Linked DNA regions of Homo sapiens: region 1 is linked to region 2. Evidence: chromatin loops called from intact Hi-C (ENCODE). Cell type or tissue: Calu3. All regions are shown on one strand. Each heading gives the region's core, and the rest is flanking DNA. Links, peaks and the distances in the headings are about the cores only. Region 1 overlaps ZRSR2 (zinc finger CCCH-type, RNA binding motif and serine/arginine rich 2). Region 2 overlaps CA5BP1-CA5B (CA5BP1-CA5B readthrough).

Region 1 (11,729 bases), core at 2,785-7,784, 130 kb before region 2:
CAAAGAAGACATACAAATGGCCAATAATGAAAAGATGCTCAGTGTCTTTAGTCAATAAGGAAAATAAAGTGTTTTTTTTTTTTTAATGAAATAGTCCCCTGCTTTGGAGGAGTCAAGGTCACACTCAGAAGCTCCTCACTGAACTCACACTGGATTCCCAGGAACTGACAAAAGTAACTGCCTTTATGGAGCGAACAATTCCACCTCTTCCATCCCCCGAGCCTTTAAAGTGTAATGGTTCTTCTGGTTTCCCTTAGCCAGGAATCCTAAAATCTTTCTTTTCCCTTCATAAATGGTTTCAGAATGACAGAATCCAAGGAAGACAAGCTTGCCAAAGATTCTGACTTTGCGTTAGGCAGGCATGTATACAGCAAAGAAACACAAGTAAACGGTAAGATAAGTGCTCCCCAGAGGCATTTAGAGCTCATCTCTTTTCACCTAGGGAACAGTCCACTGAGAGAAATCAGAACATAACTAGGCCTTCAAAACTGCTGGCTATTCTGCACAAGACTGGATCATTTCCTGATTGGGTTGCCACTGTCCGATGTCAGTCTGACTGCATTCATGTTTAACTGATCCCAAGCCTACAATTAGTCTCTAGTGCACAGAAGGATGTATTATTCCAAGTAAGGCAGGAAATGCTATGGGCAAGGTAACGTAGGTGGTCATGACAGAAGATTCATTAGGGATAAAGATGGAAAGAAAGAAACAAACAAACAGCTCAAGTGAAGTGAGCCAATGAATATAAAATACCTCTGAAACTGCAACAAGGGAAATGGGGCTTCCACAGACGTAAACTCCTCAGGCTTCCTGATTTGTCAGACACAGAGCCCAGGACTGAAGATTGGAAGACTGGAATTCTAGCCCCACCTCTGTCACCAATACGTTGTGACCTCAGTCACTTCATCTATCAAGTGACTCATTGAGGTCGGTTACAGATCTAAACTGTGGTGTTCTTTATATAAAGTTCTCTGCTCATCTACTGTGTGAGGCAAAAAGCTATGCCTCACCACTTGAAAATACTGGGTTTCCCCCAAAGAATATCCCTTTATATAGCAGTGGAACAATTGAGGAAAAAAATCATCACTTTGTCTTTTACCACAAATCGCCATTTTCCACCGGGTCACGGGGCAGAATTCACACTGCAGCTGTCGTCCTGCATACCATCGTCCGTTAAACAGAGAAAGGGCTGCTTGGCATTCTTCTTCCCTTTAAACCAAAAATCAAATGATATGCTTTACAGTAACTTCCTAATATGTAGATTAGCTCTACTATTAATTAACCCCGTTATTAATTTATTGTAGGACCACCAAGTTCACTGATTTTGTACCTAGGGAAGAGTCATTAAAATGGTCAAGCTCCCAAAGCTCCCAATTTATTCAGGAACCCTTTTTACTAACCCTCGGAGAGGTTTCAATGCATGGAAATTGGCTTGAATGAAACCGTCTTAATCCAAAAGATTGGACCATTAAAAATGCAGAAGTGTTTTCCATTATTAGGGCCTATTCTTTCTCAGATAGGATTGCTGTTCTTCTTATTACACTGGTTAATTTAACCCATTAGCCATGGTATGGCCTAGGCAAACAGCAAGATAAGAAGAAATGATACATTAATTGCTCTCTTAGCTGGTCAAATGCACACTAAGATGATTTTGGGCTTCAATCTCCGGCTCTTTCACTATAAATGCTTTTATGTTCTCTATTCTAGTTATCCCTTATTAGTTTGTATTTTAATTATTAAAATTATGAGTAATAATATAACCATATTGTAAAACATTCAAAACTATGTAAATATATAAAGAATGAAATATAAATTTATTATTTTTTTCTTTTTGAGATGGAGTCTTACTCTCACTCTGTCCCCCAGGCTAGAGTGTCGTGGTACAGTCATACCTCACTGCAGCCTCGACCTCCTGGGCTCAAGTGATCCTCCTGCCTCAGCCTCACAAATAGCTGGGACTACCAGCACATGCCACCACATTCGGCCAATTTTTAAATTTTTTTGTAGAGATGAGGTCTCTCTTGAAGCGATTCTCCTGTCTCAGCCTCCCAAGTAGCTGGGATTACAGGTGCCTGCCACCACGCCTGGCTAATTTTTTGTATTTTTAGTAGAGATGGGGTTTTGCCATGTTGACCAGGCTGGTCTTGAACTCCTGGCCTCAAGCAATCCTCCCACTTCAGCCTCCAAAAGTGTTGGGATGACAGGTGTGAGCCACCATGCCCGGCTTATATTATTTTCACATCCATTCTATATTTCTGTTTCAACTCTTAATATTTAAGTTTTAAATATTTAGATTTATTTAAACTTTAATTTTATTTAAATATTTTAAAATATATGAAAGCTGGGCCAAACACAGTGGCTCACGCCTGTAATCCCAGTACTTTGGGAGGCCGAGGTGGGTGGATCACCTGAGGTCAGGAGTTCGAGACCAGCCTGGTCATCATAGTAAAACCCCATCTCTACTAAAAATACAAAAAATTAGCTGGGCATGGTGGCAGGCACCTGTAATCCCAGCTACTCAGGAGGCTGAGGCAGGACAATCACTTGAACCTGGGAGGTGGAGGTGGCAGTGAGCTGAGAACACGCCATTGCACTCTAGCCTGGGCAACAAGAGCGAAACTCCGTCTCAAAAGAAAAAAACAAAATAAAAATAAAAACATAAGAAATAAAATACATGAAAGTTATATATCCAGTGGAAAAATCCCAGACATCAACAGAAACAGAACAACAAACTGTGACAAATCAGGAAGACATCCACAAGCAGAATACTTACGACTGGTACTGAACATATACATTGCCCCTCAGGTGAGGTTCCAAATTGCAGCTGACCTAGGGAGCAATGAAGAATGCTATCATAAAAAATTCAGGAAAAGAAACCAGCCATTCATCAAATGTTGTTTGTCCAGGCTAACATTCCCCAAAGTAGTTACCAATCAAAGATTGCAAAATAGAGATACTAGCTGACTCTTGCATCTATTTAAGGCGTACTTGGCACATGGCAGCGTGCCTGATCCCTGTTGGTCCAGGTCTGTTTTCTCCCACAAATATGAAATGTTTCACACATCCATAAAAATACAGAAGATATCAATCAGCCTATATATGCACTACCCAGATTTAACACTAACGTTTTCCACTTCTGAATGAGAATATTTACATATGTAAAACATTAAAGACTCAGTTGAAGCCCTTCTATCCCATTCTTCTCCCTCCTCCATCACATAGGTGAACACTCTCCACAGGCTAGGAGTGTAGCCTTCACATTCCAAACACAAACACACATATACATACATAGACCTACACAGACACAAATACAAATACACAGATACAGGCATATATACATACATCATATGCATGCCAAAACCCACACATATGTATCATACATATAAATGTCCATTATTTATAATGGGTATACACATATATATACATATGCAAAGAAACAGGTAATACGTATTGATAAACAACATATAGTGTTGCTTTGTATGTTTTAAAATTTTATATCAATAGTATTTATTCCATATTCTTTTTTCAAGATGTAGTCACATAAACTTAACTACTGTATACTGGATATACCAAATAATAAAACTTATCTACTCTAGAATGATGGTTTTTCAAGATGCTTCCAATTTTTCATCCACAAACAGTACCGCAGTCAGCATTCTTAAACAGGTCTCTGTGGGTATAAAGAGCTCTCTACTGTGCATAGCCAGGAGTGTGCCAATTTATAGGTTACACGTACCTTCACTAGGTATTGACAAACTGCTCTCTGAAGTGGTTTTACTAATGTACACATCCTCATCTACTCTTGGTATTAATAGAATTTATAATTTTTTTGCCTGATAGGTGTGAATATCATCCCATTTTCATATGTACTGTTCCTATTACTAGTTAGGTTAAATATTTGATCATTTGCCTTCAACAATGACAAATCTGATTTGTTTTTATATAATAGTATGTAAAAAGGTCCTCAAATATTCATACTAGTGTTTAGCGTTTATGTTCAAAATGAATCTATAATTTTACAAATTTGTTCCAGAGTATTTTTCTTAGGGTATCCCAAAACGAGCAGGATCCATACTCAGTGACAGTTTGTAACACCACCCTTAGAAGGAAGAATAAAAGGCCTCGGGAATCCATGTCAGCTGTGCAAGCCAGGATGAGAGAACTCTAAACAAAAGAAAAAATACGTTGTGGTGGTTGTGGTTTGTGGGTGCAGCCTGTTGCAAGTAAGGGTGCAATTTCCATTAACTACTCTGCAGTTCTGAAAGCAGCCCTCCCATTACCACTTCACAGAAGCAGTATAATCAAGAAACCCTACGAGGAAAACCACTGACGTAATCCAGTCCCCTCACTTTCAGGATAAGGAAAAGGCAGGAAGAAGTGACAAGGCTAGTCAAACCACATGGCCTCCTCGGCCAGTGCTTCTAACATGGTATTGTGTGGCTGTGACCAGGCAGTTCCACTTTAGCAGTTATTGCTTGTGCTGACAAGTAATGTGAAGACAGGAAGGCATATGCCCCAGAAACAAAAGGTTAAGGAGGAAAAAAAAAATAAAAAGAATTTTTAAAAATCTTGAAGTCGGTTGATAGAAGTATAGCCTTAAATGTCAGGAATATCTTCATTTTTGGGGGGGTGTTCCAACTTTTCATCATCATTTGCAACTTGCAGGAAAAAAAATCACGGTTCTATTCCTGTCTTTTCCCAAATTATGGGACAATTTCCCTGCCTTAACATAACAAAGGCATTCCAGCTCAGATCTGATGAAATCACAGACAAGGCAGGAAGCTTCACCCTATTAGAATTCAACTAATGGGTCCTGGGGGCAGCAGAGATTACATCTGGCCTTACCCTTGCATTAAGGAATATTTTAAAATAATTATGTGTCATCTGAATGCCTTTTTCACCAAGTATGCTGCATCACAGACCATGGTTTGTATAATACTATATTCAGTATTGAAAGAATCCAATGAATAAAAACAGTGTAAAAAAAAGAAGGGGGTTAGGTGGTGGAATCTAGATTTATGTTCCTGTGTGGCTCCAGAAGAAAGAACATACACCTTGGGTGGAAGCTAAGTCGGCACTGTCAACACAATGCACCAACAAACTTAGTGAGTGAAGTTGTGTCACACTGCACACGGAAGCCACCTACAGAGGAAGGAAGGGAATGCACCGTTTGTCACATGCAGCTTCTAAGTGAAGGACTGGATGGCTATATGCAGGGGACCTGATACAGAGAATTCATGTGCTGGAAAAGAACTGGAGCACAAAGCTACTAAATAAATGAAAGATCCTTTCCAATCTAGACCCCTAGCATTCAGGAAATACCATGCTAATATATGTTTATGATTTCATGTGGTATTGACGTGACATTGGCAACAAGGTAGGGGGTGGAAAGAGAGAAAGAGGGAAGTCACATTTATAGAGTGCTAGCGTGCCTGACCCCAGCTGAGCCTGTGTCCCAGCTCTCTTGTGCCATTAAGTACTGCAGGGTGAAGCAAACCAGTCCCCTCCTCCACACGCATGCCCACCTTGAACTGAATCACTTTCCCCACGTTCTTGAACTCGGGCAACACATCCTCATAGAAGTCTAGGAACTGTTGGTAGGTTTCTTCCTCGCTGTACTCCAGGCTTGCGTCAGGGTCATAGTCATCCCTCCTGCACTGCTCCATTCCAAACGTCGTAAACATGCTCTTAATAAGAAGGGTAGGACTGGATGTTGGGAAATTATGTTTACGTGAACATCTGCGTATGAAAGAAAAGCTTAAATTCACTAGGCCAATAGTTGAAAATTACTCACAAAACAACTGCTTTAGACCAGGCATGGTGGCTCACGCCTGTAATCCCAACACTTTGGGAGGCCGAGGCGGGTGAATCACCTGAGGTCCAGAGTTCGAGACCAGCCTGGCTAACATGGTGAAACCCCAATTCTACTAAAAATACAAAAAATTAGCCGGGCGTGTTGGCGTGCGCCTGTAGTGCCTATAATCCCAGCTACTCAGGAGGCTGAGGTAGGAGAATCACTTGAACCCGGGTGGCGGAGGTTACAGTGAGCTGAGATTGTGCCATTGCACTCCAGCTTGGGCAACAAGAGCGAAACTCCGTCTCAAACAAAAAACAAACAAAAAAACACTTGCTTTAAATTTTGAGATAGAAACTCATGTAATTTAGTTGTTTTGACTTAACTGAAAGATAATAAACCCCACTCAGATGCCAAGTTTCAGCGCTTAAGAGGATTTTTTTAAGTGTTGAAACTTGGCACTTGCTGTTTTAATGTCAAGTTGGAAACATTTCAAAGTTCATATACCATTCAGCTGCCTTTGAATGAAGTTCAGGAAGCCTATACATGTTGAACCATAGGGGAAAAGAAGGCCCGCTGATTGGTGTGACAGGATGTGGTGACAGGCATGAAGATGTCACATGCGGGACTGCTGAGAGGAAGGTGGGAACTAACAATGCAATCCTGGTTCTGTACAATCGTCAGTGGACTCAATGTTTAGACAATATAGTAATCCAAGAATTTCCAGTTAATGAAGCAATTCAATCTGATCTGTGTACAGCATCTTGTAGCTTTCATGGCATTTTTACATTTTTCCCCTCTGGTCCTTTTATCCCTTTAGGACAGTGGGGGCTAGTATTTTCACCACTTTGCAAAGACGGAAGCTGAGACCTAGAAAAGCACACTTGCCCAAGTCAGTCATATGGCTTGGAAGAGAGGGATCCAAGACATCTGCATTAATCTACAATCTGGTGCCTGTTCACGATGGGGTGTAATAAATACAATTTGTTTTTGAGACAGGGTCTTGTTCTGTTACATAGGCTGGAGTGCAATGGTATGATCATACTTCACTGCAACCTTGAATTCCCCGGGCTCAAGTGATCCTTCTGCCTCAGCATCTTGAGTAGCTGGCGCATGCCATAGGCGTATGCCACCACACCCGGATAATTTTATTTTTGTAGGGACGGGGTCTCGCTATGTTGCCCAGGCTGGTCTCGCACTCCTGGCTTCAAGTGATCCTCCTGCCTCAGCCTCCCAAAGCTCTGGGATTACAGGTGTGAGCTACCATACCTGCATCATTTAATTCTTATTTAATGAAGGTGGCCAACCATTATGAAGAACAATTTTATTTTCATAGTTTAAACTGGACCAAGGCTAAGCTGACCAGGCTGTACCTGAGTAATATTTCAAAAATCCTTCATATGAGTTTACTTTCTTACTTCCTTCCTTCTCCTAACATACAATGTGGAGGAAAAATGTAGTTCAAGGTTCCAAATAAACAAAATTTTCCTGGTTAGGTTGCTAGTTAAAAATTGGTAAGACAAAAACTTTTTTTTTTTTTTTTTTGGCGAGGGGAGTCCACAGAATTTAGGAAGAAAGAAAGTTGAAGAATAGGACGTGTTGGGAAAAAACAACAATGGCCCTGAAATGACTAAATGTTTAATAATACTCACTTTCCATGTCTGTAATGTCTATCTAAGCACCTACTGAGATAATGCTTACAGAATGCCCAGCATACACCATGCTCAGCTCAGAAATGCTTCATCAACGTTCATTAACGTGAAATTTTCTATTTTCCAAATGACCTCCTGGATTATTCAATTAGAGACCTTGTAATTAGATCCCTCTTCCCAACTACTGATAGAACAAAGAGCAAAGACTCAACCTGACTGGCAACACTAACAGTGAATCAAAATGTTATAAGTATGAAGCATGCAGAGAATTAAACAAGGAACTAATTTAATGAGGTTAAAATTCTGCTCAAGGGATTCCTAGATCTGAATGAACTTGGCCCTAGTTCCCAGGATGTCAAATAAGCATTTGTCAGTTTTGGAATAGAACCAAAGTCCCTGTCTGGGGAAAAATCCCATCTGGCCTAAAGACAGTCCTTATAATCTAAGTGTATACAAAAGGCCAGCCCTATAGCTTTTATTGAAAACTCAGCTAAGAGAAGTGACATTTACGAAGGCAGTCTAAAGCTGTGGTTCCAAGCCTGTGTGGTTCTCAGAATTACCTGGAAAGAACTGAGATTTCTTACTTCCTACCCTAGACCATCTGATCAGACCTCAAGGGGTGGGGGACCCATATTTTCAAAGTAGCTCCCTACCTGGTCCTGAAGATCAGCCATATTTGGGAACCACTGGTTTAGGGCATAATATTTACCCATTATTCTGATACTTAAGTCAGTTTGCTGCAAAAACCCACAGTTGTTGGATATTACCTTAGGCCAAGGATGGCCAATAAATGGTGTGGGTATCCAAATGCCCCCTCGGGTATAGCTAACTGACTACTCCTCTTTTTCTTCTTCTCAGGGAAGTGCTCCTGGTACGCATTACCTTTGTCCTACATAGAATCCCCGCATTGCATGTTAAAGTGAAGCTGCAATCATTTATCGAAGGTCACTGTAAGAAACATCCTCATGAAAATTACATATGCAACTGTTATAAAGCATCTATTAAAGTTATTGTCCACCTTCCTATTTAATGTCTTTGTAAAATATTCCAAGGGAGAAACCTTTAGAATCTGGTGCCAGGAAAATTTCTGTCTTTCTAGAGATACCACTCATTCTTCCTTTTTGGTAAGAATGACAGCTTACTATCTGCTTGAGATGAATTCAAATATGGAGAAATAAAAACCTGGAGAAAATAACTCACTTTCTCTTCCTTTCCTTGCTTTCAATTTCCTTTACTTTCTCTAACTTAATGTGCTAGATCACGAACCTTCTTTAAATCACTTTTGGAAGTAAGTGAGGTATAAATAGACCACTAAGTTTTACCTTCCATTAGTAATTATTACCTTTTAGGAGAAAAACAAATAGATTCCCCTCAAAGCTGTGACTCCAAAAAATACCAATTCCAGCATGGCTCTAGAATTGAACTCTGTACTAATTACAAAAACAACCAGCCAAAGAAATGCTGAGGTTATGGAAGTGTTCCTCTGATGCTCTGACAAAACTTAACGACAGAACAGAACAGCTGTACGATCTGGAGCAAGTCACCAAGGCTCTCCATAAAAAGGGAACAGAGCAGTCTACTTGTCTAAAGGGATGGTGCTGGATTTTGTAACTGCAAATTTCGCAGAATTTCATGTCACAACTTATCACTTGAATGATGAAAATCTCCACACTGCTGTTATACTTTGATAGTTGTGATGGTAAAATTTCATATGCCTATGAAAATTGTAAGAAATGTTCGCAGCCAGGCGCGGTGGCTCACGCCTGTAATCCTAGCACTTTGGGAGGCCGAGGCGGGCGGATCACAAGGTCAGGAGATCGAGACCATCCTGGCTAACATGGTGAAACCCCATCTATATTAAAAACACAAAAAATTAGCCAGGCGTGGTGGCGGGCCCCTGTGGTCCCAGCTACTCGGGAGGCTGAGGCAGGAGAATGGCGCGAACCCAGGAGGCGGAGTTTGCAGTGAGCGGAGATCGTGCCACTGCACTCCAGCCTGGGCGACAGAGCGAGACTCCGTCTCAAAAAAGAATAATAATAAAATAAAATAAAATAAAAAAAAGAAATGCTCGCAAACTAATTTGACCACTGTCCATATTTCCTTGAAATGACTTGAGGAGAGATGGGATCTGAGAGCATGACGGGCCATTCCCTCTTCCCACAAGGTAGGGCCTGTCAACCAAGTTCTCGAAATCGTTTAAGACATCTCCCCTCCTCTCACTTATGCCCAACAAAAGGAGAATTAGGCCGGGAGCAGTGGCTCATGCCTGTAATCCCAGCACTTTGGGAGGCCGAGGCACGTGGATCACAATGTCAAGAGATCGAGACCATCCTGGCCAACATGGCGAAACCTCGTCTATACTAAAAATACAAAAAAAATTAGCCAGGTGTGGTGGCATGCGCCTGTAGTCCCAACTACTCGAGAGGCTAAGGCAGGAGAATCGCTTGAACCTGGGAGGCAGAGCTTGCGGTGAGCTGTGATCATGCCACTGCACTCCAGCCTGGTGACAGGGCGAGACTCCGTCTCAAAAAAAAAAGGGGGGGGGGTGAGAATCAAGAATCAGGCTACCACGGGTCTTAAATTTGGAGGAAATGTTAGAGATAGATCCTACATGAGGGATCCTGCAGCTGGAAAACCTTAAATGCAATTTGGTTCAAGTACCCATGCAAATGTGAACTTACATGGAGTCTCAGTTGTCTCTGAAAGGTAATTCACAGTGCATTTTTCTTTGGTGGGAAGTTTTTTACACCAATCATTACCATTTCTTGTTTAGATAAAGTGGATATCTGAGAAATGGTTCTAAAGGTATCAAAGGGAATAAAGTCTCTTTCCTTTTCTTAGTTCCCAGTTTTTCAAGAGGAGGCTTTCTACTAGTTAGCAGATCCCATGACTCTTTTCACAGACATTCCAGACATCTGCAATCCCACCTCTAAAATACAAAAGGACATACACACTTGACATTAGTGGCTCTCAATCCTAGGGCACACTAGAGACACCTGAGGACATTTTGAAACTAAGGCCACCCAAGTCCCTGGTATTCTTATTATTTATTTATATAATATTTTTATATAAATATATATAAATATATTATTTATTTATTTTACTTTTTTTTTTTTATAGATACCAGGTTTTACCATGTTGCCCAGGCTGGTCTCAAACTCCTGAGCTCAAGTGATCTGCCTGCCTTGGCCTCCCAAAGTGCTGGGATTATAGGTGTGAGCCACCGCGCCTGGCCCTGATATTCTGATTTACTCAACTTGAGGTAGGACATAATTTTTTAAAGCTTTCTAGATGACTCTAATGTGCATCCAGGGTTGGGAACCACTGTTCTTAAAAAATGAAAAATGGTGTGAACGCTTAAATTCAAAAAGAAAAAGGAGAGAACCATAGAGAAGGATATATTTTCAAAGAAGAAGAAGAAGGAAAAAAACCTCACAGCATGGATACTTTTATGAATAAAGTAAAGCTGACAGATGACATATGGTTTCTGATTAAATACATCTGAATTTTACTATTCATATCCCTTTTCAGGATTAATAGGATGTTAAGGTTATGATTAGATCTTCTCTTCTGCAGAATATATGGTGATAATTATCAGATTTTGCCTCAGATGGACTCATTCACCATTAGGAATTATTTACCTACTTTAAGTTGTTCATTAATAAACAGGCCAAATTATAAAAATCACCATTACCTGGCATATAATAGGTGTTCGAAGACTTGCTAAATGACTGAAGAGATCAACACTAGGTTTCCACATGAACGTCTTCTTTCAAAAACATTGACCCAAAAGGGGCAGGGAACAAGAAGAGTGTCTCACAGAATAACATCAAGAGTCACAATAATGAAAATGCCAGCAAGCACTCCTGGGGCCCTGTTCTACGGGTGTGTGTGCTCATTTCGGCCTCACAGCCCCCTCAGAAAGATGAGACTATGTTTAATCCCATTTCATAGATGAGAGAACGAAGGCACACAGAGCTTAAGCAACTTTCCCAAACTGGCAGCCACTGAAGCCCGTTTTGAACCCAACGGTCTGTACCTGAGTCTGGGCACACTCACTGACAACAGAAATTAAAACACTTTTCCTCTCCTCATTTGGATCCTGTCTTTCACAGATATCCCTTTACACATGCCAAGTTTTGTTTTTTTTTTTCTTTTTTGAGACAGGGTCTTGTTTTGTCACCCAGGCTGGAGTGCAGTGGTGTGGTCATAGCTTACTGCAGCCTGGAACTCCTGGCACATGCCAAGTTTTAAAAGCCTGTTTTGGGGACAGTGTGTGCCCT
Region 2 (17,786 bases), core at 6,644-11,643:
ATATGTTCCTGAGTCCCCAAGTCCTCAGCGGCACTGCAGCAAAACCAGAAAGCTCACTGGCCCACCCACATGATCACTTCTGTCCCCTGCAATGTGACCCAGGGCCAGGGTCATTCATAAATTACAGGTCTCCTTCTAAGGCAGTGTTGAAAGAGAACTGGAATACAGTTCACCTACTTAAACTTCCCAATTCAAAGTGCCTTGGTAATGTCTCCACTCTTGAGATTGAAACACAAAATATATTTCAGGCAATTTAGGAAAAATACTACCCCACACTTAGTTGATGGCATGGAATCCACCAATTTCTATAGCTCTTTATGATGTTTGCCTAGCTAAAGAACAACAAATGAGAAAACATTAAAAACAACGGACATCTCACTGTAGAATTGGAATGAAATATGAATTAAAAATGACCATCTGGTGATTACCTAAAAGCAAATCACAGTCTGAAACCACTTAAACTGGCAATTTAGAATGTTATAAACATCACCGAACTAAACTGGACACAGAACACATGAGCAGGCTGTCTGACGTTGTGCCTGCAGTCCACAGGGAAAGGTGCTCCTGCTCCACTCACCTCCCCGGGCCTTCCTAAGCCTTGGCCCACAGGGACCCTGGAGGCTGAAGCTCTTCAAACAGGTTACAGCACATGAAGGCCAGGCTTTCGGCGCAGGCCCCTAAGTCCTCAAGGGCATGTTCCAGGAGACTCAGTACATAAAGCACGTTTTCTATTAATAGCTTTTGTATTTAATGCTTTGATATCTGGGGACTTGTTGACACCACAAGCACTGTCCCTCCCAAGGCTGGCTAATTCCCAGAGAGAACAGACAACTGCAAGAGCACCTTTCATATGCAATCCAGAGCTTACAGCCCCACCATCTCCTTTATCAGGCTCTTAGACTGGGGCCACTGTTCTCCTGCACCAATCACTCCACGGTCAGGTATCAGCCAAGTGGGGACAGCCCCCTAGGCCCCAGAACACTCTGAAATTATTCAAACTAGCCAATCCCAAGCCTGCTTACCCTGCCTCGCCTGTTCCTTCCCACTGAAACCACAATAAAAGCTCTTGCCCGCATTTTCCCCTCACATTCTCTGCCTCTTGACCAACCCTGGTGCTTCCTCATGTGGCTCTGCACAGTGTGCCATGCCTCCAGCTTCTAGGGATCTGGAAACAGGATCAACTTCTTCCTTCATGACAGTCATTCCCATGTCTGCATGTCTTACTGTACCCGACTAAAACAAATCCCAGGTACCCTTAAAACGCTCAGCCTCTAGTGCAGACTAAAGTTGGAAGCATGCAGGAAGCCTGTAGCTGCTGAACCTGCAAGAGCTCAGGGGCCCCATGAGAGTGTGGCCTATGGATTTTTAACCCCAGTCCTCCGTTAGCTAGCTGTGTGACCTAGCAAGAAAGCACTTAACCTCGCTGAGCTTCACTTTCTTCATCTGAAAAATGGAGACAATAATATTGCCGAATTCTTAGAAAGATAAACTAAGCACTTGGCAAATATGGAGTCACTTAGCACTCATGAATATTAGTTCCCTTCAAGATTTCCTAGTTATTTGCCTTTATCTTTCTATTCTGCTTAAAATACATTCTTCCGTTTAAAATGTATTCTTTTTTTTTAAATTTTTTGAGACAGAGTCTCACTCTGTCACCCAGGCTGGAGTGCAGTGGCGCGATCTCAGCTCACTGCAGCTCCTGCCTCCCGGGTTCAAGTGATCCTCTTGCCTCAGCCTCCCGAGTAGCTGGGGCTACAGGTGCCCGCCACCACACCCAGCTAATTTTTATATTTTCAGTAGAGACGGGGTTTCACCATGTTGGCCAGGCTGGTCTCGAACTCGTGGACTCAAGTAATCCGCCCGCCTCGGCCTCCCCAAAGTGCTGGGACAACAGGTGTGAGCCATCGCACCTGGCCTAAAATACATTAATCTTACATTTTAACTATTATTTATTTATTCGCCTTTATCCTTTTATACCAATGCTTAAAAACAGAAGTATGATACAAGCCACAGAGGTAATTAATTTTCTAGTGACCACATTTAAAAAGTAAAAATAGATGAAATCCTTTTTAATATTTTATTTTACCAAATATATTCAATATATTATCACTTCAAAATGTAATCAATACGAAAAGTTATTAATGAGATGGTTTATATTTTTTCCATACTAAGTTTTAAAAATCTGTTGTGTATTTTACACTTCAGCACATCTCAATTTGGATGCTACCTTTTTCATCAAAAATACTTGATCTATATTTAGATTTCAAAAAATTTATACTTGAAAACATATATATACATATCCAAATGGTTCCAAACATTCTTAAAAGTTTTTCTTTTTTTTTTTTTTTTTTTTTTGAGACAGTCTCGTTCTGTCGCCCAGGCTGGAGTGCAGTGGCACGATCCTGGCTTACTACAACCTCTGCCTCGTGGGCTCAAGCAATTCTTGTGCCTCAGCTTCCCAAGAAGCTGGGATTACAGGCGCCTGCCTTCACGCCCGGCCAATTTTTGTATTTTTAGTAGAGACAGGGTTTCGCCATGTTGGCCAGGCTGGCTTCGAACTCCTGGCCTTAAGTGATCTGCCTGCCTCGGCCTCCCAAAGGGCTGGGATTACAGGCGTGAGCCACCACGCCCAACCCAAAAGTTTTTCAATAACTGAATTGAATATCAGTTTTTTAATTGAAATTTAAGTGAATTAGAAGTAAATTAAATCTTCATTTCCTAAGTTACACCAGCCACATTTCAAGTGCCCAACTGTCACGTGTGGCTTGTGACCACTCTATTGGATGGCACGGTTTCATGCCATTTAAAATATATCCTTAACAATCACTATTTATCTTACCAGTGTAGGGATCCCAATATTCTTAAAGTAAATAACAATATTATACTGTTCTATCTTTTCATCCTAGAATACAACACGTCATTTAAAGTTGGTGAGATTTTTTACCTTTAAAAATACTCCTATCACAGCCAAACCATTTTCTTCCAGTGCTGCATCCTCAAAGTTTTCAAATTTGACTGCGTTCCAATGCACTAAGTGCAGCTGAAACACCATGAAAAGAGGGTTAACACGTGACTATACAGAATCTCTCCAGAATAAACCCACAGCCTCAGTCAACCTATGACATTTAAACATGTTTCCTCACCCAAAGTAAAGCCACCAAGAAAACCATATGACAATCCAAAATGAGATAGAAACAAAGATCAGGAAGAAATTTAGGCAAGGACAGCAATTAATATTTCTTTGGAATAAAAGGACTCGGGGAGAAAAATAAAATAAAATACATATAGCAAACTGAGTCGCATTTCAGTAAGGGATCAACATTTGCTCGTTCCCATTCTGCTTTGCATGAAATACTAACATCCAAAATCCATTTACATTTAAAGGAGAGAAAATGTTTATATTGAGAAAAGTAAGTTCTCCTTATAGGAATTAGACAAGAGTTGAAGACTGGCCGGGTGTGGTGGCTCACATCTGTAATGCCAAGACTTTGGGAGGCCAAGGTGGGTGGATCATTTGAGGTCAAGAGATTGAGATCAGCCCGGCCAACATGGTGAAACCCCGTCTCTACTAAAAAAAAATACAAAAATTAGCAGGTGTGGTGGTGGATGCCTGTAACCCCAGCTTCTCAGGAGGCTGAGGTGGAAGGATCGCTTGAACCCGGGAGGCGGAGGTTGAAGTGAGCCAAGATCGCGCCACCGTACGCCACTTAGGTGACAGAGAAAGACTCCGTCTCAAAGAAAAAAAAAAAAGAAAAAAAAGAGTTGAAGACACATTTCTTCTTTGAGAGATGACCATTTAAAATGTTCTTTTTATTGTTGATACAACATTTAAAACTAAATTGCTGCCAGGTGCGATGGCTCACATCAGCACTTTGGGAGGCTGGGGCAAGAGCATCACCTGAAGCCAGGAGTTCAAGCCCAGCCTCGGCAACACAGTGAGATCTCATCTCTACAAAAAATTTAAAAATGAGTTTGGCGTGGTGGTACATAATCGTGTAGTCCCTGCTACTTGGGAAGCTGAGGCGGAAGGATCACTTGGGCTCAGAAGTTCAAGGCTGCAGTGAGCTATGACTGCACCACTGCACACCAGCGTGGGTGACACAGTGAGAGCCTATTAAAAAAAAAAACAAAACCAATAAACCAAACAAACAAAACCTAAATTACAAAAAAGCTGTAAGAAGCAATTATATTTCCTTATGATTTCCCTATACTTTTGCTATGGTTTGGATATGGTCTGTTTGGTCCTGCCAGGTCTCATGTTGACACCTGCTCCCCAATGTTGGAGGTGGGGCTTCATGGGAGGTGTTTGGATCACGCGGGCAGATCCCTTATAAATAGCTTGGTGCCATTCGGGTGGAAGTGAGTTCTTACTCTTAGTTCCCAAGAGAACTGATTTGGGTTTTTTTTTTTTTGAGACAGGGTCTCACTCTGTCACGCAGGCTGGAGTACGGTGGCACAACTGTGACTCACTGCAGCCTTGACCTGCTAGGCTCAAGTGACACTCCCACCTCAGCCTCCCAAGTAGCTGGGACTACAGGCATGGGCCACCATACCTGGCCAATTGTTTTTTTTTTTAATTAAAATTTTTTTTTGTATAGACAAGGTCTCACTATATTGCCCAGGCTGGTCTCCAATTCCTGACCTCAAGCCATCCTCCCGCATTGGCCTCCCAAAGTGCTGGGATTACAGGTGTGAGCCATCACATTCAGCCACAGAACTGATTGTTGAAAAGAGCCTGGTACCTCCTCCTCTCCCTCTTACCATGTGATCTCTGCACGTTGGCTCCCCTTGGCCTTCCAACATGAGGGGAAACAGTTTGAGGCCCTCACCAGATGCAGATGTGAGCACCATGTTTCTTGTACAGCCTGTAGCACCATGAGCCAAGTAAACCTCTTTTCTTTATAAATTACACAGTTTCAGATATTCCTTTGCAGCAACACAAATGGATTAAGATAACTTCTCTACAAATCATTCCTTGTCCACCACTCATGAACTTATTTTCTGGCATCACCATTCCCCCAAGTCTCCTAAGTGAGACACCTCAAGGTCTTGGTTAACTTTGCTTTCTGTTCTCTGGAAGAGGATCTCACCTCCTAGTCCTGTTGCTTTTATTTCAGAAATGCTTTTTAAAAGTTGCTCATTTTCTATATTTCTATTGCCTTCATTTAATCTCTCACCATCTATCACTTGGATTAATCGCAACTTGTGGCCCTGCATTGTTGCCTGGGTTAATCTAAAAACATAAACTGCTAATTAAACGAAATCAAGCTATGCCACTCTCTTGTTTACAAATAACTAGTTTCTGATGAGCCTGCCCTCCATCTACCCTATTATGCTTTGATGATCACCACTCTCACTGCCTCTCCCCACAACACACATTCAACATTCTGGTCACATCATTTTGTTTTTTGGTCATTTCCTGAACATTCTATCAAATCTGCCTTTGCACGATTTTCCCTCAGTCTAGAATGCCCTTCTAATCCTCTTGGCAAACTTCCATACATCCTTTAATACCTAATATAAATGGCTCCTCCTTAGTGAAATCATCATAGACTCCTCTGAGTGGTCTGTATCACATGCCTTCCTCTGTGGTCCCATAGCACTTTCAGAAACATTTTTCAAATCACACTTGCTTTATAATTTTAATTTCGAGTATTCTTCCCTCACTAGACTTTGCCCTTTGGGTGGTTGAGAATTAGTACTCCTGGTACTTTGTGCAGTGCCTTGCACATAGTTGCCACTCAGAAAATGTTACAAACATAAATATATAAATGATAAAATACATACACGTTATCAGGTGACCCCAAATATAAAATGTGTTTTTCTTGCCTAATTATCCTTCTGCTCTGTATTGCAATCTTACATTTTAAAATGTAATTAAACATAATTACTATTTAATATAGAAGTTATCTGCAAAGTAAGCCAGCCAAGGAAAACTAGTACATATTCAACACATACACACACAGAAAATAGATTTCTGGCAAATCTTTCATTTCATTTCATGCCCTTTCTTCTATATCAATTACAAAATCTGTACATACAGATATATGTATTTGTTAATAGAAAATATTACCTATACTAGTAGAAGGAAACATCCATATAAAAGAGAAGGGAATTTTTCCATACACTGAAAAGTGAGTCCAGTGATCATCCAGAAAGCCCATTCAGGGCATATACCCAAAAGAACGGAAAACTGAGTCAAAAAGAGATATTTGTACACCCATGTTCATAGCAGCATTACTCACAAAAGCCAAAAGGTAAGGAATAGATAAACAAATGTGGTCTATCCATATAATGGAGTATCATTAAGCCTTAAAAGGGAAGGAAATTCTGACACATACTACAACATCGATGAACTCTGAGGACATTATACCAACTGAAATAAGCCAGTCACAAAAAGACAAATACTGTATGATTCCACTCATATGAGGTGCCTAGAGTAGTCCGATTCACAGAGACAGAAAGCAGAATACTGGCTGGGTATGGTGGCTCATGCCTGTAATCCCAGCACTTTGGGAGACCAAGGCGGGCAGATCACTTGAGGTCAGGAGTTCGAGACCAGCCTGGCCAACATGGTAAAACCCCCTCTCTACTAAAAATACAAAAGTTAGCTGGGCGTGGTGACGGGCACCTGTAATCCCAGGTACTCGGGAGGCTGAGGCAGGAGAATTGCTTGAACCTGGGAGGCAGAGGTTGCAGTGAGCCAAGACTGCCCCACTGTACTCCAGCCTGGGTGACAGAGCAAGAATCTGTTTCCAAAAAAAAGAAAAGAAAAGCAAGCAAGCAAGCAAGCCAAATACTGACTGCGAGAAGCTGGAGGGAGGGTGAATGGGGTGCTACTGTTTAATGGGTAAAGTTTCAGTTTTGCAAGATGAAAGGATTTCTGGAGATAGATGGTGGTGATGATTGTACACTAATGGAAATGTACTTAATATAATACTACTTGACTGTATTCTTAAAAATGGTTAAGATGATAAATTTCATATTATGTGTATTTCACCACAATTTTTTTTTAAATTCCAATGAGTTCCATGCCATTGCTCACAAAGAGGTCAATACTATCATGGAGAGAGTTTGATGTGTCCTCTGTTAACATGACACTGTTTCTTTAACTCCTTACAAGACCACCAGATCTTGCCCTCACCTGATTTATCTGTAGAATCTTCAAATTCCACGAGGAAAGAGTACCCATTATTCCAGACGTGGAGGCAGGTGGCTGGGTCATAAGAGATGGTCAGTGGTTTTAAGCCGGGATCATAAACACTGTCCCTCCACCGAATGTTGATGGGTGACTGGCGATCGCCCCCAGGAACCAGGTCCACGCTCTCCCAGAGTGGATGCACTAGGAGAAAGCAGGTCAGGCTATTATCAAGACTGTCTACTATCTAGCATCACACATGAGGCAATTCCACTTCTGGAGACCCTGTCAAGGCTAATGGGAACTAAGAGCTTTAGCAATTAGCCATTCAGGGCCTTAAGCAGCTGACTAAAGCAAAGGCTAAAGACAAGTCAGAAAGCACTGTGCAGAAAAACAGCATTCTGCCATCTTGAAAACCCAACTCGTCTCAGTCTGCCTACTAAGCTCACCTAAACCAAGTGCAATCAGTCCTGTGATAACAGTAAAATGCATGGAGATTAGCGCCATGTGGAAATAGGTATTCATAAATGAGTTTCTTTTCTTCTTTGAGAATTTCCCAAGCCCCAAGCCCCCAAACTAGCTCTAAATACAAAGACAAACTAATTCGATTTTCAATAACAGACTCATTTAAAAAAAAAAGAAAGAAATGGAAGAACTTTGAGAAAGGAAATGTTCAATCAAGTATTGTCAGTGTTTAACTGGTTGGCTGGTAGAAAAAAAGACTTGTGTAGCCTGCATCCCATAAGATGCTCGCCCCACATAACTGTGCGTGCTGAGTTGAGTTCACCTCCTATGTAAGCAAACTCTGAGGACCAGGCAGCCATCCTGCAAAACCTGGGTAGAACATCGGCATTGCTAAGGTCCCTGGAGGTTGCAGTGTGTCACAGGGATGTGGAGATTATCTATTAAGGTGTACACATACAATTCATCCTCCATAGGCACTGAAGACATTGCTGATGCTGATTTTCTTCCAGAGTCAAGCACCAGGTCTCTGTAGCAAGTCCCTGGTAAGTATCAGTAGACTTGCTGGTAACACAGATTGGCCTGTTGAGATCCCCATGTGTGATGAGCAGAACCAATGTATATCAGTTTGGGGTGGTCCATTTCCCTGTCCTTTAGAAGTACCATGGATGGGTAGAATCAAGGACAATAGGAAAACTAGGAGAAACATGAATTGAGAGAAATCATTACCAATGACCCTCTGCATCTTGCCCCACCACTAAGAATGGGTCGAAGGATTTGAGAAATAACTAGGCAGCTCCCACCCAGTCAAATCCCCCGAATATGGCAGGGACATCCTCTTGTTTCCATAAAAACCAGAAACTTGCTTCTGGTTTACTCTTACAGGGGCGACAGTTCTCCTGCTTCAGTAGCAGCCCAAAGATGGAAGTTTAAAATCTTAGCCTTGGCTTTATTTTTGTGTGGTGGTAGGCAAAAGTGTCCTGGCAGTATAGACACTGAGCTCTCTTGGGAGCATCCAGACCAGTGGTCTCAACAAGGAGAGTGACTACGGCCCCAGAGGACATTTGGTAATATCTAGAGACATTTTTCATTGTCACAACTGGAAGAGGGTGCTACTGCCATCTAGTGGATAGATGCCAGGGATGCTGCTAAATATTCTACGAAGCACAGGAGGAAGCCACCAGTGCAAAGCGTTATCCAGCCCCAAATGTCAATAGTGGCCCAGGTGAGAATCTCAGTCTGCAGAAACTCAGAATATTCTTCTTTTTTTTTCCTATTTCTTCCTATAACATAGTATTCTCTTATCTCTAAAGAGATTTAAACCTAATTTAAAAAATTAATTTCAACTTTAACTATAAAGGGTACACATGCAGGTTTGGTATATGGAGTGACACTGAGGCTTGGGGTCCCAACAGTCCTATCACCCCAGCCAGTGAGCATAATACCCAACAGGTTGAACCCAATGTTTTCATTTTTCTTAGTATGAAAGAATTCCTTATAATAGATTTACAACAGAAAACAGAAAAAATACAACAGAAAAAGAACAATAATTTTCTGTTAAATTTAGGAGCCAAAAATTAAAAATGCATTTGAACTGGCACAATATTTCAATACTATAAATCTGATTGGAATGCAGATTCCTTCTAGAAAGCCCTTGAAAGGCCCTGATTATATTTTAAAAGATTCCTGACACAAAGAGACTACGCACCTTCCCCTCAGACACTCAGACTGTGGTTGATAATGTGAGAATTCACATTCTTCAAAGCCATTCAATCAGGGTCTACCATGAAGACTAGGGAAGAACTGGAGTGACGATCAGCTCCCTAAGACGATGCCTTGGTCATCCTTAATTGTTCCCCATCTCATTCATGAAATGGGAAGTATCAACACTCAGACTCATGCAAATACCAGCCCAAGAAAACTGAGCCTGTTCCTTCAATTGCTCTTTAATGACCATAATGACACGATCAGTTTATGCCCTTGAGTTTACAAGTTCAGCTTCCAGAAGGTTTCTTTCCTCCTACCCACCTCCTCCTTTTTAAACAAAGACCATCTAGGCTAGACCATCCAACCCACTGTGGGGAGAGGTGGTCCTTGGTCATTATCCCCCTATTGAAGCCAACTTTTTGCCAAGGGCTTGTTTTGCTAATGATAAATTCACACTTTTCTTTTCCTCTTCCCTCCCCTTCTACCATTTTAACAAAATACAGATAGAAATGATTTCTTGGCAGTTCTCATACTTTCCCTCAAAACAGGAAGGTGACCACGAAGCATTCTGAGAGGCTTCATTTTCAGGTTTTTCTTATATGTAGAAAGTGAAGAGATTGTGACTATTTCAATCACAGTTTAAATGAGTGAAGGGCACACTGTCATTAAAAAGGTGTCAATAATCTGTCACTGATGAGCAAGAAAACTCCTTTAGATTTCATGGTGAGGATGCACTTGGTCTTAATTCTTATTTATATGCCTAGTCCTGCGTTTGATTTATTTTATGCTTGCACCACCTATTTCTCTAGCCTCCTTGTATGTCCCTGGGCTCTTCAAATGTAGAAAGCTCATTTCTGCCTCAAGCCCCTCGGTTCCTGATTCTTCTCCTCTGCTGGAATCATTCCCCTCATTCCACTTGGCACTGGCTCCTGTTATTGCCTTAATTGTCACCTCCTCTCCTCTTTGACTACCCTCCTATAACATGATCCCCTTGAATTTTTAATCACAGCATTCTGGTTTTGTCCTTCACAACATTATTACATGGGTATAGTTATAATTATATGCACACGCACTTAGTTATCGGCCTCCCCCACTGCTCTGCAAGCAAGCTGGCTTTCAACAACTACGGTGGATCAAATGAATCAGATGAAGTATATCACCGAAGAAGTTTGCTTCTTTTTGCTTTATTTCCCATTACCCCCACTGATCACATTATTTTTCTTTAACAATCGTTCAGGTTTAGCTCTTCCTCGCCTTGCCCAGACCACTAGCCTAGTTCTGAACTCTACGCCATGGACTTCACACAAAGCCTCTTGGTCATTTGTCCTCTTTTCTCACTTCCCTTTACCCCCTGAGTTCAGCCACTCAGTTTTCCCAAATTACCGGCTTTGTCAGGGTGCTCCTGTGCTAAAGACAGTACATCAAGTGGAAACTTCTGTGTCCAAGTGCCTGTGTTTTTCTAGTAGAACCCTCCTCACTTATCTAACCATTCTCCTCATTCTTTCCAAACGCTGGTGTTTCCATGCTGCCCCCGTGGTCAATCCTAAATGAGTGGTGCTGTAAATGTAAAACACCCAACAGGCTTTGAAGACTTGGTGCAAGGTAAACAATGTAAACTCGGTAATAACTGTTATATGGATCACATGTTAAAGTGATAATATCCTGGATATACTGGGTTAAATAAAATGTTACTAAAATTAATTTCACCTGTTTTCTTTTCCCCTTTTCTAATGTGACTATTAGAAAACTGAGAATTACATATGTGGCTCAATTATATGTCTATAGGACAATGTTGCCCTATACCCTCATGTGCTTTTTATCTGGTCCCTTGCTATGTACCACCCTTTTTACGAGGGATGTGCTGTTTCCTCATGTTACTGAAGACCATCTGTGTAGGCCTTGGCCTTAGTGCAGTGATGGGTGTATACACAGGGACCCTCTGTATGACTTGGCTGAGGATAATCGCAGGATCACAAATTGCCTTGTTAGAGCATCAGGGCTCTAAAAGGCACTTGGATGCTGAGTCCATTAGCCATAGAATACACATGCAGTTATCAGCACAGGAGACTAAAAGCCCACATTTCTTGGCGGTCAGTTCCAGGGCTAATCGTCAGTCCCAGGTAGCTGAAGACAACCCTGAAGCCATTAGTGCAATTCCATGGGACTCCTAATCCTCCCACTGTTTCTCAAGATTATTTGAAAGTTAATGGAGACAGTACAGTCTGAGGCATCCCAGCCTATATCAGAGGTCTTTAGGAAGACATTGCAAAACAAGCCTGTTAAAACTCTTGTCCTCATCTGTACAAAACCCCCATGACAAGTTTACCTATACAACAAACCTGCACACATACCCCTGAACTTAAAATAAAAGTTAAAAAAAAAACAAAAACCAAAAAACAAGTATTGTTCTCCAGGCTTTGGTTCTTCAAAATTAATTGGAAAAATAATAGAACTTTATAACACAGTTGAGTTATAATATAAATCAGTGCTGTCAAATACAACTTTCTCTAAAGATGAAAATGTCCAGTATGGTAAGTTGTAGGCACATGAGGCTATAAAATGTTAATGTGCTTAAATTTACAGGTAAATACCCACAGTGGCTACATTTAATTGTGGCTACATTTTAGACAGCGCCATTCTAGTCCAAGTTATCCTAAAAGGAAATGTTTCTTTTCTTTCTAAAAGCAGGGAGATCATGAACATTAAGAATCACTGGAATAATATTAAATTTGTACTATTTACATTATAGCTGATACTCTTTATATTTCATTAAGAATTAACATTATTAAATTAATTTTCCTATGGCCTAAGATCTCATGCCTAAATCTTTTTTTTTTTTGGAGACAGAGTCCTGCTCTGTCACCCAGGTTGGAGAGCAGTGGCACGATCTCGGGTCACTGCAACCTCCGACTCCCGGGTTCAAGCGATTCCCCTGCCTCACAGCCTCCCGTGTAACTGGGACCACAGGTGTGTGCCACCATGCCTGGCTAATTTTTTGTATTTTAGTAGAGACGGGGTTTCACCATGTTGGCCAGGATGGTCTCGTTCTCCTGACCTCGTGATCCGCCCCTCATGGCCTCCCAAAGGGCTGGGGTTACAGGCGTGAGCCATCATGCCCGGCCACCTAAATCTTTTTATGCGATCATCACGCTAAATTTCACTAGATGATACGCTAAGTGAAACTGATTTTATTTTCATCTTGGATAACAGGTGTAGGCTTTTATTTTTATCTTGTTATATTACAAGTCCCTAAAGTTAGGACTATCAACAGTTACTGTCTGCTACTTGAGATAACAGCAAACAGCAATCTGAGTTGACAGCTAAAGATTATCTGTGGAGAGCCTTGGGAGCAAAGATATGATGAGCACAGAGCACTGGGCTGACCTGAAATGCTGCTTACCGAATTTGCCACAACCTCCTACTTTCATTCACTCCTTATTCTGCTTTGCCTCCTCTTAAAATGTTCAGACTTAAACATCTGAGGCAGGCACTGAGCCTACGATGATGATAACAAAGTACTAGAAGTAGCTGCCACAACTTTCTTTTTTTTTTTTTTTGTTTGAGACAGAGTACAGATCCTGGTTCACTGCAACCTCCGCCTCCCAGGTTCAAGTGATTCTCCTGCCTCAGCCTCCTGAGTAGCTGAGACTACAGGCATGCACCACGACGCCTGGCTAATTTTTGTATTTTTAGTAGAGACGAGGTTTCACTATGTTGGTCAGGCTGGTCTTGAACTCCTGACCTCAGGTGATCCGCCTTCCTCGGTCTCCCAAAAGTGCTGGGATGAGCCACCGTGCCCGGCCTCATAACTGAGCTTCTAACCCTCAAGAATCTGGGGTTATTCTTGGTTACAAGCGTACACTAGCCTTCTGCTGGGGTACTGAGCTGTCAGAAACAATGAGAACTGTGTTTACAATTGAGCAGATGAGGGTCCAGAATATAGGAATAGGACCTGCTCAAAGGCCCAGGGCAAGAAAGACCACAATATTCTCCTTGGGGAAAACAGGTTGGAACAGTGAAACATACCACAAACAAAATCAAATGTTGACTTCCACCTGTGTTTTTCTAGTAACTTAGAAACAAGAACACATCATATAATATAGCTATTAGTCAAGTGAACCCCATCTCCTCGGGGGACCACTATTTGGTTTCTGTTGGCACTAAAAGCAGCAAGTTATCCTAATGGCATAGACTGATTGGACTTTAGGCATTTAACTTTCAACTTTCTGCAAATAAAGACAAACTAAATATCAAGGCAAAAACCCCACACTCACACAAAACGTTAGTAACTAGATAAATATGACTAAATTTTTTCCACGTTAAGCCTTAGAATGCAGTCCCAGGGTTCGGAATAAGCCAGTCTGGGTAGGATATGGGCACACCCAGCAATCATAAATTTGTTATGACCCCGACCAACTCATTTCAATGAGAACATAGTCAATGTTGGGATAAAACAAAATAAACTTGTAATAAAAAATTCTTCTGAAGCACTTTCAAGGCAATGGATCCAGCTAAATCAACATTATTAACGGAATTCCTTTTCTTATGTGCGTGGAGGTTCAAAAAGGGTAAACCCGAAGAGCACAATCTGAGAAACCTCAAATCCTGAAACAAGCCAGTATTTGAAAACTATGTAAATTCATTGTGAATAGTGGAAAATATATTAAAAAAACCCAAAAGATATATTTAGCCAATTCATTAAACACAACTCTCCACCATCACAGACATCTCTCCTATCATCTCAGCGGTTCTCTCCCAGGGTTATTTTGCCCTCCCTCCCAGAGGACATTTAGCAATGTCTTGAAACGTATCTGAATGTGATCATTTGGGGAGTGCTACTGGCAAGAGATCAGAGATGCCACTCAACATCCAGTGAGCAAAGGGCAGCCCCCACGCCACAGAATGATCCATCCCCAATGTCCATCGTGCCACAGTGGAGAATCCCTGCAACATCCAGCTGCAGATAGTACCTTGTATTTCCAGGAGGGGAACGAGATGAGAAAGGCTTGAGGAAGAACATTTGCTGTGTCACATGATCTTCTGTGTTTACAGCAGAGTACACACTTGCAAATCAGTCAGCTAGAATTAATTCTGCAATTCTTAACTCTGGACAGAATATTCTGAAGCATGAAGCCACTGAACTGCTTGCAAACATTCATGTGCAGCTTCCAGCAATTTAAGATTCACAGAAATAATCTGCAGTTTGTGGATCAACCTTAGTAAAAAGACAACTGCTAACCAGAAATAATAAAGAACAGGTTCCAGAATATCTGAAACCTTCTCCAGTTTCTGCATGACATCATTTTAACATTTTAACATTTGTCAAGAAAGAATGTTCCACATTTATTTTACTGGACAAATAGAGAAACAGTTATTCTCACAGTCCATAAGGCATATAATCTCACACTGGAATGCCCATGACATCACAGCTACAAACGCTTAACACGCGTGATTTTTATAAAACCAACAAGCCTTTTCTCCTCTCTTTAATGAAATGGTGTACTCTCAGGCTTATTTCTGGATTTTGTAAGTACAAGTACAGAGGCTGCAGAATGGCCTGGGCCTTGGAATCTGGAAGCTTCTCCACAGCAATTTGCATGGGGACACAGGACGAGTGACCCTCAGGGTGTTCATCACCACCATCTTACCCTGAAACTTTGATCAGTTCCCAGATAACTTGCAGGAACCCAATAACCTAGAGGGAAGAGGGCAGAGAAGTGAAAGCTGTAAACAATAGAGACTTAAGATCATGAGAAAACCTCTAAGTAGGACAATATTCAGACTCGTAATACGCACCCTGAGGTGAAGGGGAGGGCAAATGGGAGTCAATTATCCACTCTTGTTCCTCAAACTCATTGGTCACCCCAAGATGACAGACCCACTTGCTTTCACTCACATTCACTTTGCGCTTCTGCCCGCCCACCAGCCACATGGACTTTAGTTCTTCCAACTCCTGCCTTTCCCTCTGGCCTGTGCAGATGCCCTTCCTTTCCTGGACTCTCCCTCCATCTGTGACTGGTGAATCCCTACCCCCACTTCAGGTGACTGACACCAGCGTCACTTCCTCTAAGCTCCCCCGACCACAAGCTCACCAGGTCAGCCCAGAACTGCTTTGTGGTCACAGTGCTTATCACAGTCGAATTAATACCTCACCAGGAATGTACTTTATGACTGCATCCTCTCCAGTATCTAAGCCCCATGGTGGTAGGGACCGTGTCTGCCTTGGTCAGAGCTGCATCTCTTAGGGACACAGTGCCTCATTCAAAATGGGTGCTGGGAGTACTAGCCAACTGACCCGAGTAGGCTCCCTTGGTGACAAAGATGTTGGTCCGCATTTCAAGAACTAAGAACTGTGCCATGACTGCCAGCATGCTCTGAGACAGTACTAGGGGTCTTTCCTTTTCTCAAACGTCATCACCCATTTGTAGGGATGTCTATACTTTTAAAACACTTTTAAATATTTCTCCTTTGAGAGGAGGGTCTCATACCCCTATCTAAAAGATCCAAAGGACCCCCCAAATCCTGCCTGATCTAAAAAGAGGACCCTCCCTGAGTATGAACCTCATCTAGTCTCACAGGGCTGGGATTCTGCCAGTTAGCACTTTCATTTCAAAATGTATTGTCATTTCTTTTGCTCCAAGCACAGTGGTGGGTGCTATGATGCAAAGATGACCAAGACTTGAACTGTACCTTCCAGGTATGTAATTTCTCCCTTAGGAGCCTCCTGAAATGCACATAGTATGGGTAAGAGAAACACAGAGCAAACCAGTTTGCAGCAGGGTGTTTTTTGCCACCTCAGATTCTGCCTTCTCTTGCCAAAAGAGGGGCTCTCAGCAGTATGGCCATGGTGGGGTAGTGGTGGGGGTTGGGGTAGGTGGGAATGGGTGGCAAAAGGCACAAATGTAGAAGTTGAGGGGCACTAAAGACACATTTCCCTTACAAATCTGAACTTTATTTCTTTACACCATCTTTCCAAGAAGAATGTAAGATATAAAACCCACATCATGGTCCTCAGTGATGCTGAGAAAGGAGGCAAACGTGCTTTCATCCTCCCCTCTCTTTGTGCACATTCATGCTAGTAATTGGCTGTGAACTAGCTCTTCTCCTCTGTACTGCTGTCCTTGATCCTGCTCCATCTAAGCTAGAGAGAAGACTACACCTACGTGAAAGGAGCGAGAATCATCTCTATGTGCATTGTGAAATAAAGCACAGCAGGATGAGAAGCCAGTCTTTTGGCACAGTGCCATGCGCTTTGCTTTGCATATGCATCACTTTGCTAATGTGCGCTGAACTCAGGGAGCCAGAGATGTGCAGCCATTACATTAAAGGGGACTGGTAGGAAGTTAGTGAATCCTGTGGAGGTTCCTTACCTCTAGGCTTGACTCCCTACCGGAGGTCTTTAGGCCAATGTATTAGCTCGTAAGAAAGTACCATAGACTGGTTGGCTTAAAAATTTTTGTTGTCTCATGGTTCTGGAGGTTAGAAATCTGAGGTCCAAGTTCTCTGCAGGGTTGGTTCCTTCTGAGGGCAATGAGCGCTCTGTTCCAGGCCTTTCTACTTGGATGGTTAATTTTATGTGCCAACTTGGGTAGGTCATGGTACCCAGATGTTTGGTCAAATACCAGTTTAAATGTCACTGTGAATGTATTTTTTAGATAAGATTAACATTTAAATCAGTAGACTTGGAATAAAGATTATTACCCTTCATGTGGGTGGGCCCTACCCAATCCGTCGAAAGCCTTAAGTTGAAAAAGACAGGTCCCCTGAGGAAGAGGAAATTCTACCTCCAGACTGCCTTTGGACTGGAGCTGTGCCATGGCACCAGTTTGTGCTCACAATCCAGTCTGAATGTGTCCCCAAAGTTCACGTTTTGGAAACTTAATCTGCAACGCAAAAGTGTTGGGAGGTGATTAAATCATGAGGGCCCTCCCCTCATGAATGGATTAATGCCATTATTAGGGGGAGCTGGTTAGTTTCTGAGGTAGTGGGTTCCTGATATAAGGATAAATTTGGCTTCTTTCCCTTCCCTCCCTCCCTCCTTCTTCACCCCCAACCACTCCCACCCCTCACATGCACATGTTCTTGCCCTTCTGCCTTGTGCTATGGGATGATGCAAGAGAGAGCCCTCACTAGATGCTGAGCAGATGCTGGCACCATGCCCTTGGACTTCCCAGCCTCCAGAATCATGAGCCACATAAATTTCTGTTCATTATAAATTATCCAGTGTCAGGTATTCTGTTACAGCACAAAACTGAGTAAGACAGGCTGTAATATCAATTCTTCCCTGGTCTCCAGTCTGCTGGCCTGCACTGCAAATTTCACGAGCCTACATTCACGAGCCAATTTTTAAAAATAAATCTCTCTCTAAACACACACACACACACACACGCACAAGCACACACACAGGCACACCCACACATACATACATACACACACACATATATACACATACACACACACAATTGGTTTTGTTTCTCTG

The links. Peaks named below come from ENCODE experiments on the same cell type or tissue, not always from the same donor. Only the 100,000 strongest peaks of a DNase experiment are listed, where the experiment ranks them.
Region 1: it touches region 2 in a loop (3-fold over the local background); 2 of 110 quality-filtered maps call a loop at or near these places.

Annotation. Positions count from the first base shown.
Region 1 is chrX:15,809,687-15,821,415 of GRCh38, reverse strand. ZRSR2 (zinc finger CCCH-type, RNA binding motif and serine/arginine rich 2) reads right to left here. Exons shown (of 11, transcript NM_005089.4): 8 at 5,526-5,739; 9 at 2,774-2,829; 10 at 1,100-1,209. Among named protein-coding and RNA genes, the nearest start is that of ZRSR2, 25 kb to the right of the region's middle. In Calu3, for the core only: a CTCF peak has its summit at 5,108; a DNase peak (open chromatin) is centred at 5,155.
Region 2 is chrX:15,678,217-15,696,002 of GRCh38, reverse strand. CA5BP1-CA5B (CA5BP1-CA5B readthrough) reads right to left here. Exons shown (of 12, transcript NR_160544.1): 2 at 7,145-7,342; 3 at 2,945-3,040. It also overlaps the pseudogene CA5BP1. Among named protein-coding and RNA genes, the nearest start is that of CA5BP1-CA5B, 12 kb to the right of the region's middle. RefSeq lists an enhancer at 515-1,057. In Calu3, for the core only: no CTCF peak of the experiment used is centred there; a DNase peak (open chromatin) is centred at 8,732.